Linked DNA regions of Homo sapiens: region 1 is linked to region 2. Evidence: chromatin contacts called from ENCODE Hi-C data. All regions are on one chromosome and are shown on one strand. Each heading gives the region's core, a stretch centred on a gene start or an enhancer-like site at or near the end of the contact. The rest is flanking DNA. Distances are from core to core; before and after follow the strand shown. Region 1 overlaps APBB2 (amyloid beta precursor protein binding family B member 2). Region 2 has its middle 61 kb from the start of LINC02513.

Region 1 (6,078 bases), core at 2,433-4,932, 2.7 Mb before region 2:
GCAAGTCTTGGAGAAAATCTCGTTGCAGCTAGTAAGTTTGGCCTGTAGTCTGTCTGCATCAGAACTCCTAGGTGTTTCTTTTTTTTTTTTTTGAGATGAGTCTTGCTCTGTTGCCCAGGCTGGAGTGCAGTGGCGCGATCTCGGCTCACTGCAAGCTCCACCTCCCAGGTTCACGCCATTCTCCTTCCTCAGCCTCCCGAGTAGCTGGGACTACAGGCGCCCGCTACCGTGCCCGGCTAATTTTTTGTAATTTTTAGTAGAGACGGGGCTTCACCATTCACAGGATGGTCTTGATCTTCTGACCTTGTGATCTGCCTGCCTTGGCCTCCCAAAGTGCTGGGATTACAGGTGTGAGCTACCGCGCCCAGCCTCTCCTAGGTGTTTCTTTAAATGTAGATACCTGGGCCCTACCTGTGCCTTACAGACTCAGACGCAGGTAGTGGGTCTCAGGAACCTGCATTTTAACTTCCTCCTCTATGCATCATTTGAGAAGCATGGCTCAGATTCTGACACAGGAACTGCTTTAGTTAGGGCCTTCTGTTGTGTTTGAAGTGCTGTGTTCCTATTATAATGGATACTGATCTGGCTAACATTTAACAAGAATCACAGCCTTAATGAAAAACGTGGAAAACATTTATTTTCTTTTAAAAAATAATATTTTCTTTTGTTTTTGATAGAATCAAGTAGAAGTGGCCAGGCATGATGGCTTATGCTGTAATCCCAGCACTTTGGGAGGTTGAGGCAGGAGGATTGCTTGAGGCCAGGAGTTTGAGACCAGCCTGGGCAACATAATGAGACTTCATCTCTATAAAAAATAAACAAAAAATTAGCTGGGTATGATGGCACGTGCCTGTAGTCCCAGCTACTCAGGAAGCTGAGGTGGGAGGATCTCCTTGAGCCCCGGAGGTCAAGGCTGCAGTGAGCCAAGATCACACCACTGCACTTCAGCCTGGGAGACAAAGGGTAACCCTGTCTCAAAAAACATTTTTGTTAAAAAAAAAAAAAAAAAAAAAAAAGAGAGAAGAGTTCTTAATTGCTCCTGTGCTCCAGAAATTAAACTACTGGAAATCTCTTCTCTTGTTCTTGTCCCTAAAATGGAATTTGTGCCATAAGCTTTACTGCACTATGAACACTGAATATTTAAATCCCAGCTGTGCTATTACTAAATGGATGATTGTGGCTGAGTCACTTAACACCATACGTTTCCTCCTCTGTCAAATAGGGTTAATAATAGTCTCTGCCTTGTGGGGTGGTTGTGATGATTAACTGAAACAAGACATGTGGGGCACAGAACGTAGTGATTGCCATGTAGTAAGGGCTCAGCAAAAATTGGATTTTATAAATATTCTGGTATGGAAAATTAATTCTCCCACTGAAGGAAAAGCACAGAGAGAGAGTAAAAGAGGGACTACGATTGTGTACACAAACAGAAAATAACTTCAGATAAGCAGCAGAGTAGACTAGAACAAGTAGGCAGGAAGACAGTGTTTCACAACGTAGAGATCCTGCACATGGCAGGCCGGCCTATCTCCATCCGGCCCTGTGGTTTGGCTTGTTCGTCATTGCCCATGAGCCTCGGTCTTACTTGAAGGGGTGAGGAAGGTGATGGGTCCTGAGGGTGGTGCAGCTCCCTGGCCTGGACATCGGGGGTCGGTCTTCTGCTCGTGATACTCCTGCTCGCTGGCTTCATACTTCCCGCGTTACTTCCAGGGGTTACCAGCGTTTCCATCCAGTCATTTCACACACCTCATTGAACAATTTTCCAAGTGTTGGTTTGCTCTCTTCCTTACTACATATTAATGAGGTGTCCAAGACTGCTGTTCAGCACGTATCTAAAATGTTGTTTAACTACATCAGAAGGTAAATCTATAGCTGCTGAAGCGAACTAAAAAGCTGTGTCAATCTGGTGCAGTGGCTCACACCTGTAATCCCAGTGCTTTGGGAGGCTGAGGTGGGAGGATAGTTTGAGGCTAGGAGTTTGAGACCAGCATGGGCAACATAGAAAGACCCCCCCCCATCTCTACCAAAAATAAATAAATAAATAAAATTAGCTAAGTGTAGTGCCGTGCACCTTTAGTACCAGCTACTCGGGAGGCTGAGGCAGAGGATGTCACTTGGGCCCAGGTGGTCAAGGCTATAATTATGCCACTGGCTTCCAGCTTGTGCAACAGAGTGAGACCCTGTCTCTTAAAAACAAGCAACAAACAAAAAAGGCAGCTGCATTGATAATCAGTCAGGTAAAGCATCGTCATTTTCACTTTCAAAAAGTTGTTCTGAGTATTAAGTGTTAGCAAAGATGCTTTTCTCTCTGTAGTATTTTTAGCCTTAACAGTTTTCACTCTTAATTTCAGTGTGAGTGTGGTGTGTGTGGTGTCTGTGCGTGAGTGTGAGAGAGAGAGATGGGGAGGAGGAGGGAGAGTGAGAGCAGTGTTCTGATTGTAGAACACCCTCACAGGTAGAATTGTTATAACTTTCTAATTGCAGACCACTCTCATAGAAGATTCTTAAGGAAACCTCAGCCCACCTTCTGAAGGGATGAGACGAGTAGCATCTTCAAGTGAAATGCCCTCTGGGGTCTGAAGGTTCTAAAAAAAATCCTAGAAAACCAAGGAAGATGGTGAATTATGGAAGAACTACCCAGATGATTTTCAAAGCTGTAAATTAACAAGTGTGTCTGTTTTAGGAGGAGGGGGTGAAAAGTCTAGGGTGTGTGTGTGTGTTTTTCTTTCTTCTTTTCTCTGTTCACTTGCCAAAAACAAACAAAAATGACCTCACTTCAGACACAGGGATAAAAGCAGGAGGAAATTGCTATAGTTAGAACACTATAGGTTTTTTTTCCCCCTGTACTTTTTGGATACATATTTTTAAAAAAATAAATAGGATCACTTACTCTGGCCTAGCACAATTTCATCTAAAGTGTTTTGAAAGTTATAGTCTTAATTTTAGGGACAGAATAGGTTATCGTAAGGGGTGTGAGGGTTTTTAAATGCAAGGCATTTTCCAGGGGACTTTTAAAAATCAATACCAGGAAGCAAAATAAAAAATTTAAAAATCAAAACCCAGCAAGGCACGGTGGCTCACACCTGTAATCCTAGCACTTTGGGAGGCCAAGGCAGGCAGATTTCTTGAGCCCAGGAGTTCGAGACCAGCCTGGGCAAAATGGTGAGATCTCATTTCTACAAAAAAAAAAAAAAAAAAAAAAGCAAAACACACACACACACAACAAAATTAGCCATGCGTAGTGGCACACATCTGTAGTTCCAGCTACTCAGGAGGCTGAGACGAAAGTTGCAGTGAGCCAAGATTGCACCACTGCCCTGCAACCTGGGCAACAGAGTGAAACCTTGCCTCCAAAAAAAAAAAAAATGAAACTCAGTCCAAAATGACCAGAAATCTATGTAGTTAGCAGAGTAAATCTTACCCCTCCCTGCCCCCAACCCCCATTCAGGGTTTCCTTCCTTTCTTTTTCCTCCATTTGCCTCCATAGAGCATATCAACCCAATTTACACCTTCATGAGCTGTAACCTAGAGTCTTTGCTCTGCTTGGCAGAAGAGGAAGAGAAGATGCCACATACAGTTTGGAGTAGGATGATGACACAGTTTTTAAAATGATGGATGCAGTTTGGTATGAAATGAATCACTGTTTAATCTGTGTTACTTTGCTCATATGGACACACTTGGACTCAGCACCCACTTCCTGTGCAATGGCATATTTGGTCTGGGTTACGTTGGGGTGAAGCATTTCCCCCATGAGCTTGCCACAACTCCATCAAGAAGCCTTCTGGAAGTGCGAAAGGTTTGGAATGGTAGGCTGTGGAAATCCTGAGCTGTTTGCTGAGTTTCTCCCTGCCTTCCTCCCTTTCTCCTTTCTTGTGTGTGTGAAAAGCGGTTATGGCACAGTGTCTTTCATGAGAAATGATTGGCTTGGGATGAATCTCACCACTCCTTTCTGGCACTTTTGCAAAAAAGAACACTTTTTTTCACGGTAGACACCGGATACAACTGGAATATTCTTCTGATGTCCAACAACAGCTGGAGAGAGAAAGAGAGAGAGAGACAAGAGGGGAGGGGAGAAAGAGAGAGGGAGAGAGAAGAAAGAGAGAAAGCCTATAGCACCTGGTATTCTCATGGTGGTCTCCCATCCAAGTTCTAACTAGACCTGACCCTGCTTAGCTTCCCACATCAGATGAGATCTGGCAAGTTCAGGGTTTTATGGCCATAGACCCCTTCCACTTTAAAGCTGAGTAATTAATATTCCACTGTCTGTATATACCACGTTTTGCTTATTCAGTCATCTATGGATGGACACTTGGGTGGTTTCCACATTGTATCACTCCCGCTTTTGAGAACCCTTGTGGAGCAGCAACCCAGGTATCATTTAATAAAAGGCTCCTCTCTATAAGTTTTAGCGTTTTATATGTACTCTTTAGTTTTCTTCTTTTCTTTCCCAGTTGAGCAGACAGTTTATTGAAGATCTCTTTGAGGCCCAGAGTTGCTTTTCCTGAATACCCAGTGATTGTTATCTTGCTGCCATTGGATTAGGAAGTCTGGTTTGCAATATTTAATCTATGAATATGTTGTCTGCGACACTGCCCCTAAACAAACACATTCCCCTTCCGACGAGGCTCGGATGACACAGAGATCAGCTTAAAGCTTGGGACAGCGAGACCTGGACTCAGTAGGGGGCTGTATCAGTCTGTGCAGTGCATGCACCTCTGCACATCATGATAAATTGTTTATTGGAGTACAGTAGAGAATAAATAACCAAACAAGCAAATTAACAAAGCAAATAGGTAGCTAGTTTGGAAAACTGGCCACATCTGGGATGGATTTGGGAAAAAAAAAATGTAGTTTCTCCTTCTACTCAAGGGAAATTAAAAACTCTTGCATTTTATTGATTTCCTCTAAGCTCATCTGCACATTGTTTTTACAAAAGCTAAGTGGTGACATAAAGCCCATAATTTTGGGAGGCATAGATTTTTAGATGCAGAGATTTTGGTTTTGCTCCCAGGAAATGAACGTTTTCTGCAGAGGAGGCATCTACCTCTGGAAGCCATTTCTCATGTTCAATCTAGTGTGATCAGTGACCAGTTGAGGGGGAAAACGATTCTCTCTGAGCTTTGCTTGGCTTTTCCTTTTGCCACCAAGCCACTGAAAAGTATAGGAAGAGGCAAGGCATTGCAACATGGGATAGCTGCCTCCTATACGAGACTGTTAATACTGTGTATCAGTAAGTGAGGTGGAAGAGGGAGTTAGGTTATCAGTTTGTTTCTCACCCACTTTATGAACATTGCAAATTCTAGAAAAAAAGTACTCTGGGGCCAGGCGCAGTGGCTCACACCTGTAATCCTCACTCTTGGGAGACCAAGGCGGGTGGATCACGTGAAGTCAGGAGTTCAAGACCAGCCTGGCCAACATGGTGAAACCCTCGTCTCTACTAAAAAATTATCTGAGTGCGGTGGTGCATACCAGTAATCCCAGCTACTTGGGAGGCTGAGGCAGGAGAATTGCTTGAACCCGGGAAGCGGAGGCTGCAGTGAGCCAAGATCATGCCACTGCACTCCAGCCTGGGTGACAGAGTGAGTGAGACTCTGTCTCAAAAAAAAAAAAGACTTTGGATTGCAAATGAAAACTCATTATTTATTTATCATTCGTCACAGTAATATTAATTATATTTATACCGCATAGTAGCCCCTGGCTTTTTTTTTTTTTTGAGACAGTCTTTTTTTTTTTTTTTTTTGAGACGGAGTCTCGCTCTGTCGCCCAGGCTGGAGTGCAGTGGCACGATCTTGGCTCACTTCAATCTCCGCCTCCTGGGTTCAAGTGATTCTCCTGCCTCAGCCTCCCGAGTAGCTGGGATTACAGGCACCCACCACCATGCCTGGCTAATTTTTTTGTATTTTTAGTAAAGACAAGGTTTCACCATTTTGGCCAGACTGGTCTCGAACTCCTGACCTTAGGTGATCCGCCTGCCTCCACCTCCCAAAGTGCTGGGATTACAGGGCATGAGCCACCATTCCTGGCCTAGCCCCTGGCATTTTAAAACAAAACAGTGGGTTGTTGGGAAGTAGTAAACTT
Region 2 (6,180 bases), core at 1,183-3,682:
ATCAAAGGAGACAAAAATCAGCAAAATTCAGAGTGTGGAACACTTGGTAGGACAAAGGACCTGTTTTCTCTCGACTTTGAAGGGGGAAAAGGGAGGGGAGGGGACATGTAGATGAAAACAGAACAACTACAGTGATCTTACTTGGATTCTATTTGGGGAGAAAATCCCTCAAAACGTTTTTGAGACAGTCAGAGAAACTGAAATGCTGTCTGGATATTTGATTAAATTCAGGAATTTTTCTCTTTTTTAAGGTGTGATGGTGATGTTGTAGCTATGGCTATGGCTATGCTTTTTAAAAGAAGTCCTTGTCATCGCTTCTTGGTCTTTTGACTAAGATCAAGTGTAATAAAAAGAAGTCCTTGTCTTTTAGAGATGCATTCTGGAATATTTATGGATGAGAATATATGATTTCTTATATTTGTTTTAATATATTTCAAGAGCCAGGAGGAGGTGAATGAGGAGAGATACAATAAAAGATTGGCCATGAGTTGATAATTGCTGAGGTTGAGTAGTGGGTAAGTGGGGTCTCATCACGCTCTCCTCTCTACTTTTATACAGGCTTCAGGATTTCCAAAATAATTTGTTTTTAAAGATACAAACATATATCAATTGAGTTTTTACTCAAAAATTTAAAAGATTGCTGTAGAATCAAAGGCTAGTATAAGGCAATGGCTGAAGTCATGGACTAAGGACCAGGTTGCCTGTGTTTAAATGTCTGCTCTATTACTTACCAGCTGGGTAATCCAGGGTAAGAAACTTCATGTTGCTGCACCTCAGTTTCCTCCTTTGTAAAATGGGATAACAATACCACTTACTTTCTACTTCATAGAGTAATTATGACAATATTATTTATGACAATAAAATGAATAATATTTCTCCAGGGCCTGGAACAGTCCACGGCACATATTAAACATTGCATGGATTTACAGTTTTATTGTTGTTGGGTTTTTATTTTTGTTTCGTTATTTTGTTTTTGGGAGCATCTTCGCTCATTTTGTATTTCATACCTAACAATTCAGTCTCACATCCTTAATGCATCAACTACAATTTTCTAGTTTCTTTAGAATGTAGCAAGAACTTAAAGATACTCTTGAAGCAATCTGAGGACAAATCTTCTAGATTTTAATGATTTGTTCTCAATCTTTTATAGTTGCATGTCCATACCTAATCTGACAGCATTTGGTGATGGTGGGGAGAATGTTCTTTGCTATATTTTCATCCATTTACATAATTCCTAATTACATATTTTTTTCACTGCAAACTTTATAAACACATCTGGGAACAAACAAAACTGACTCCTGGTAAGTAGACCATGCAACTGGTGGGAGATGTGTTTAGATGCACTGTGAGAATGCCAGTGTCACATCTTGAGCCTACTGAGGACTTTGCAGATAGAATAGAGGTTGTATCCATTAATCTAGTGGTTTCCTTAAGTGGAGATGAGTTAAGGGACTCTATTGTATACAAGTCAACAATGATTGTGTTTGGGTTGCATAGTCTTCCTTCTCATCTTTTTTTTTTTTTTTTTTCTGGCAGGGTCTTTCTCTGTCACCGAGGCTGGAGTGCAGTGATGCAATCATGGCTCATTGCAACCTCAAACTCCTGGGCTCAAGAGATCCTCCTGCCTCAGCCTCCCAAGTAGCTGGGACTACAGGTGCCTGCCACAACACCCACTTGATTTCTAAATTTTTTGTAGAGACAGTCTCTCCATGTTGCCCAGGCCTCCCAGAGAGCTGAGATTACAGGCGCGAGCCACTGCACCCGGCCCTATTCCAATTTTTTAAAAATGATGAACATGTATTATGGCTCTTACCTGACAAAGAAAAAAAATCAACACTTCATTTTTTGGAAAGTATTTTTTTAGTAAATCCATTTCCAGAAGACTAGAATGCAAACACAAAGAAAATGAGCAGTGAATATTGTTAATTCATGCACCCTTGTATCCAAACAATGGGTTGCTAGATTCTACAGAACACTAGGATCTGAGCATCAGCAGTCATTGTTGTTACTTGATGAAAGGACAATGTATTATTGATTGCTGCTATTATAAGGCACAATTTCCTAAATGCTACAGAAGTCAGAGGGGAATCCAGCTTTATACTAAGAAGGTTCACATACTCTAATATTCACATTCTAGTTTCATTTTGACTCTAAAATTGCACAGAAACCAAATGAGCAAATCTGCATTTCCTCCTAAATCTATATGCAAACGGTGAGGCAGGGATTCCCCTTGTAGTTGGCATTCGTTAGCAGAAAGGATTCTGGACAACCTCAAGCTCAAACTGCCTTAGCACCAATCCAATCTAGCTGAATTGGACACTTCCTGTGCTTTGCCAAATTTCACAGATCTCATTGCAAGCTCACTCCTCTGTAACATATCATTGTTACTTTGCTTTCTGATCAACTCTTAATTCTCACAGTCTTCCTTGATCAAGAGAGAGGAAGTGAGAGAGGTGTGCAGTTATTGCTGCATTGATTGTCATCACTTGACAGATGGAGAAGCCAAGGTTACAAGCCACGTTTTTTTTAATCACAATGGAGCATGCCATATCTCTCCTCTGTCTCAGAAATTTGATCATAGGACACTTCATGGGGTGTTTTTTCTTTTCTTTTTAACATTTTTTGAGATGGAGTCTCACTCTGTCGCCCAGGCTGGAATGCAGTGGTGTGATCTCGGCTCGCTGCAACCTCCACCTCCTGGGTTCCAGCGATTCTCCTGCCTCAGACTCCCAAGTAGCTGGGATTATAGGAATGTGCCACCATGTCTGGCTAATTTTTGTGTTTTTAGTAGAGACAGGGTTTCACCATGTTGCCCAGGCTGGTCTCGAACTCCTGACCTCAAAGTGATCCACCTGCCTCAGCCTTCCAAAGGCTTGAGTGTTGGTATTACAGGCATGAGCCACTGCACCTGGCCCATGAGGTGTATTTTCAAGCAAACTATATGTATGAAGCTCATTTCATCACAGGGACAATGGCAGGAGAGTGTAAGAATGCGAGTACAAAGCCTTGGCTAGGCCCCACCTTCTGGTCTTGTCCCTCAGCCCTTCACTACATGCTTTCAGAAGTCTCAGCCTGAAGTCCTTTCAAAAGAGTCCCCCCACTTAAAAAATTGTGCAGAAGAGGCCAGGGGTGGTGGCTCACGCCTGTAATCCCAGCACTTTGGGAGGCCGAGGCGGGTGGATCATGAGGTCAGGAGATCAAGACCAACCTGGCTAACACGGTGAAACCCCATCTCTAATAAAAATACAAAAACCAGATTAGCTGAGTGCGGTGTCAGGTGCCTGTAGTCCCAGCTACTTGGGAGGCTGAGGCAGGAGAATGGTGTGAACCTGGGAGGCAGAGCTTGCAGTGAGCCAAGATCGTGCCACTGCACTCCAGCCTGGGTGACAGAGTGAGACTCTGTCTCAAAAAAAAAAAAAAAATTGTGCAGAACAACCAAACCGAAAGCCTGAGAACCGTGTTCCCAGGCTCCTTAAATGTAATGATGTCCCTCATACTAGTACATTTGCGTCCGGAATTGGTGGGTTCTTGGTCTCACTGACTTCAAGAATGAAGCCATGGACCCTCGCGGTGAGTGTTACAGTTCTTAAAGATGGTGTGTCCAGAGTTTGTTCATTCTGATGTTCGGACATGTTCGGAGTTTCTTCCTTCTGGTGGGTTTGTGGTCTTGCTGGCTTCAGGAGTGAAGCTGCAGACCTTCGCAGTGAGTGTTACAGCGCTTAAGGCAGCACCTCTGGAGTTGTTCATTCCTCCCGTCCAGAGTTGTTCATTCCTCCCGGTGGGTTCCTGGTCTCACTGGCCTCAGGAGTGAAGCTGCAGACCTTCGCAGTGAGTGTTACAGCTCATAAAGGCAATGCGGACCCAAAGAGTGAACAGCAGCAAGATTTATTGCAAAGAGCGAAAGAACAAAGCTTCCACAGTGTGGAAGGGGACCCGAGTGGGTTGCCACTGCTGGCTTGGGCAGCCTGCTTTTATTCTCTTATCTGGGCCTACCCACATCCTGCTGATTGGTCCATTTTACAGAGAGCTGATTGGTCTGTTTTGACAGGGTACTGATTGGTGCATTTACAATCCCTGAGCTAGACACAAAAGTTCTCCAAGTCCCCACTGGATTAGCTAGACACAGAGCACTGATGGGTGCGTTTACAAACTTTGAGCTAGACACAGGGTGCTGATTGGTGTGTTTACAAACCTTGAGCTAGACACAGAGTGCTGATTGGTGTATTTACAATCCCTTAGCTAGACATAAAGGTTCTCCAAGTCTCCACTAGACTTAGGAGCCCAGCTGGCTTCACCTACTGGATCCCACACCAGGTCCGCAGGCGGAGCTGCCCGCCAGTCCCACACCATGCGCCCGCACATTCACAGACCATCCCATCCTATTCACATTTAACCTGAGGAATGTGTTTCCTAATTACATCAAAGTTCCACAGGACAGCAAGATCAAACAGAGAATAAAAAACATAATGGAATATACAGCAGCTCCTTCTGAAGAAACTTCCTCAGTCAACACATCTCCTAAAACTTGCTCCCCTCATTCTTTTGTCAGCAGATCACTCTTTTATGAACTGAAAACCCATTGGCATTATTCATACTAACTCTAAACCACAAATTTTGGGGGATGGGTTCTCTATTGACATATAATTGACAAAATAAAAATTGTATATATTTAAGATGGACAATGTAATGTCTTGATATACATGTATATTGTGAAATGATTACCACAAGCTGATTAACATATCCATCATCTCATATAAGTTACCATTTTTTTGTATGTGGTGAGAATATTTAAGAGCTATTCTCTTAGCAAATTGCATGTATATTCTACAGTAATATTAACTATAATCACCATGCTGTATATAATATCTCTAGAACTTATTCATCCTGCATAACTGAAACCTTTTACCCTTTGCCAAACATCCCCCCATTTCCCTCCCTCTCCACCCTCCAGACCTTGGAAATCACCATTCTAATCTCTATTTTATGAATTTGACTTTTAGAATCCACATGTAATTGAGATTGATGGCAACAGTGGGCCATCTGGAGCAACCGCTGCCATCACACTGGCTGCAGCAGGGAGGTGCAGCAGGGGGCTGCATGCTCCACAGAGTGGGCAGGAGCCAGGGATAAGTGGGAGCCCCATCCCTTTCAAGTTGGGGCAGGAGTTCTCTGGGAGCCACTGCAGCCACCCAAGATATGGCTGTGAACCCAGGCATCCCTGTGCTCTCATGGTCCAGGAGCAGGCGGGAGTCCCACTCTTTCAGGTGCAGCTGCAGCCGTTCAAACTGCAGCTGCAGACCTGGACCTCCTGCTCCATGGAGCAGGCAGGAGCCCTGCCCCTGGCACAGTTGCAGCTGCCCAAATTTCAGTAGTGGACCCAGGCATCCCTGTACTCTTGGGGGCCCAGGAAGGACCCACACCCCACCTTCACAGGCTTATAAATGCCTGCTTCCACTGCCTAGCTTCTCCTTGCTGTCAGTGCCCACTGTGATCTTGGAACAAAGTTGAGACTGAGCCCAGGCACTGTCACAGCCCAGCCAGGTGTGCAAACACTCAGGGCAGTGCTGACACACCAGCCCCCTGCCACCTTGGCCCCCTCCAGGTTTGGGGGGTCTGTGAGCATAGTAAGGAAACTATAGGGGGAGCTGAGGGCAGGGAGGGCCTGAAGGCTGGGGCCAAGCTGCCAGTCCCATGGACCAGAGTGGGAACTTGTGGTGCCTTTTCCAGGACTGCCCATGGCCACCCATGGACCAGTTGGCCTGCACTTCCTCCCCTCTAAGGCCCATAAAAGCCCCAGGCTCAGCCAGAGCTGAGCAGACTTCAGGATGGCTGGCTGCAGAAAGGAGCTACCAACCCCAGGGCCTCTTCTCTGCTGAGAGCAGGAGATAGAGGATGACTGGCTGCAGAGATGAGCTACCCACTCCAGAGCCTCCTCTCTGCTGAGAGCTACAGATGACAGGACAACCCGCTGCAGAGAGGAGCTACCCTTTCTTTTGAGAGCTGGAACAGACAATGGGGCAACCAGCTGCAGAGAGGAGCTACCCTCCCTGCTGGGAGCGAACACTTGTTGAGACAACTTGCCTAGCAGAGAGGAGCTACCCCTGAATGTAAAACAAAGGTTTAAATAAATAAATAAAGCAGCTGATTTTTGTATCCTGCAACTTTATAAAGTTTATTAGT

Evidence for each region. Hi-C counts contacts between places; a loop is a spot of excess contacts on that map. Pooled maps may share reads with other maps.
Region 1: a loop to region 2 is called in a map with no recorded cell type, with 12 times the contacts of the local background. The contact joins two enhancer-like sites. A Hi-C loop is called at or near these places in 2 of 37 single-sample maps with no recorded cell type and 3 of 50 pooled maps.

The regions. Positions count from the first base shown.
Region 1 is chr4:40,988,300-40,994,377 of GRCh38, reverse strand. All of the region lies in intron 6 of APBB2 (amyloid beta precursor protein binding family B member 2), which reads left to right. It also overlaps the pseudogene RNA5SP160. Among named protein-coding and RNA genes, the nearest start is that of APBB2, 220 kb to the left of the region's middle. RefSeq lists a silencer at 3,196-3,265. Within about 2 kb of position 3,682, at least 9 of the 41 ENCODE cell types and tissues checked have a DNase peak (open chromatin) inside an H3K27ac peak, as active enhancers do.
Region 2 is chr4:38,302,828-38,309,007 of GRCh38, reverse strand. No RefSeq gene overlaps it. Among named protein-coding and RNA genes, the nearest start is that of LINC02513, 61 kb to the left of the region's middle. RefSeq lists an enhancer at 742-911. Within about 2 kb of position 2,432, at least 3 of the 41 ENCODE cell types and tissues checked have a DNase peak (open chromatin) inside an H3K27ac peak, as active enhancers do.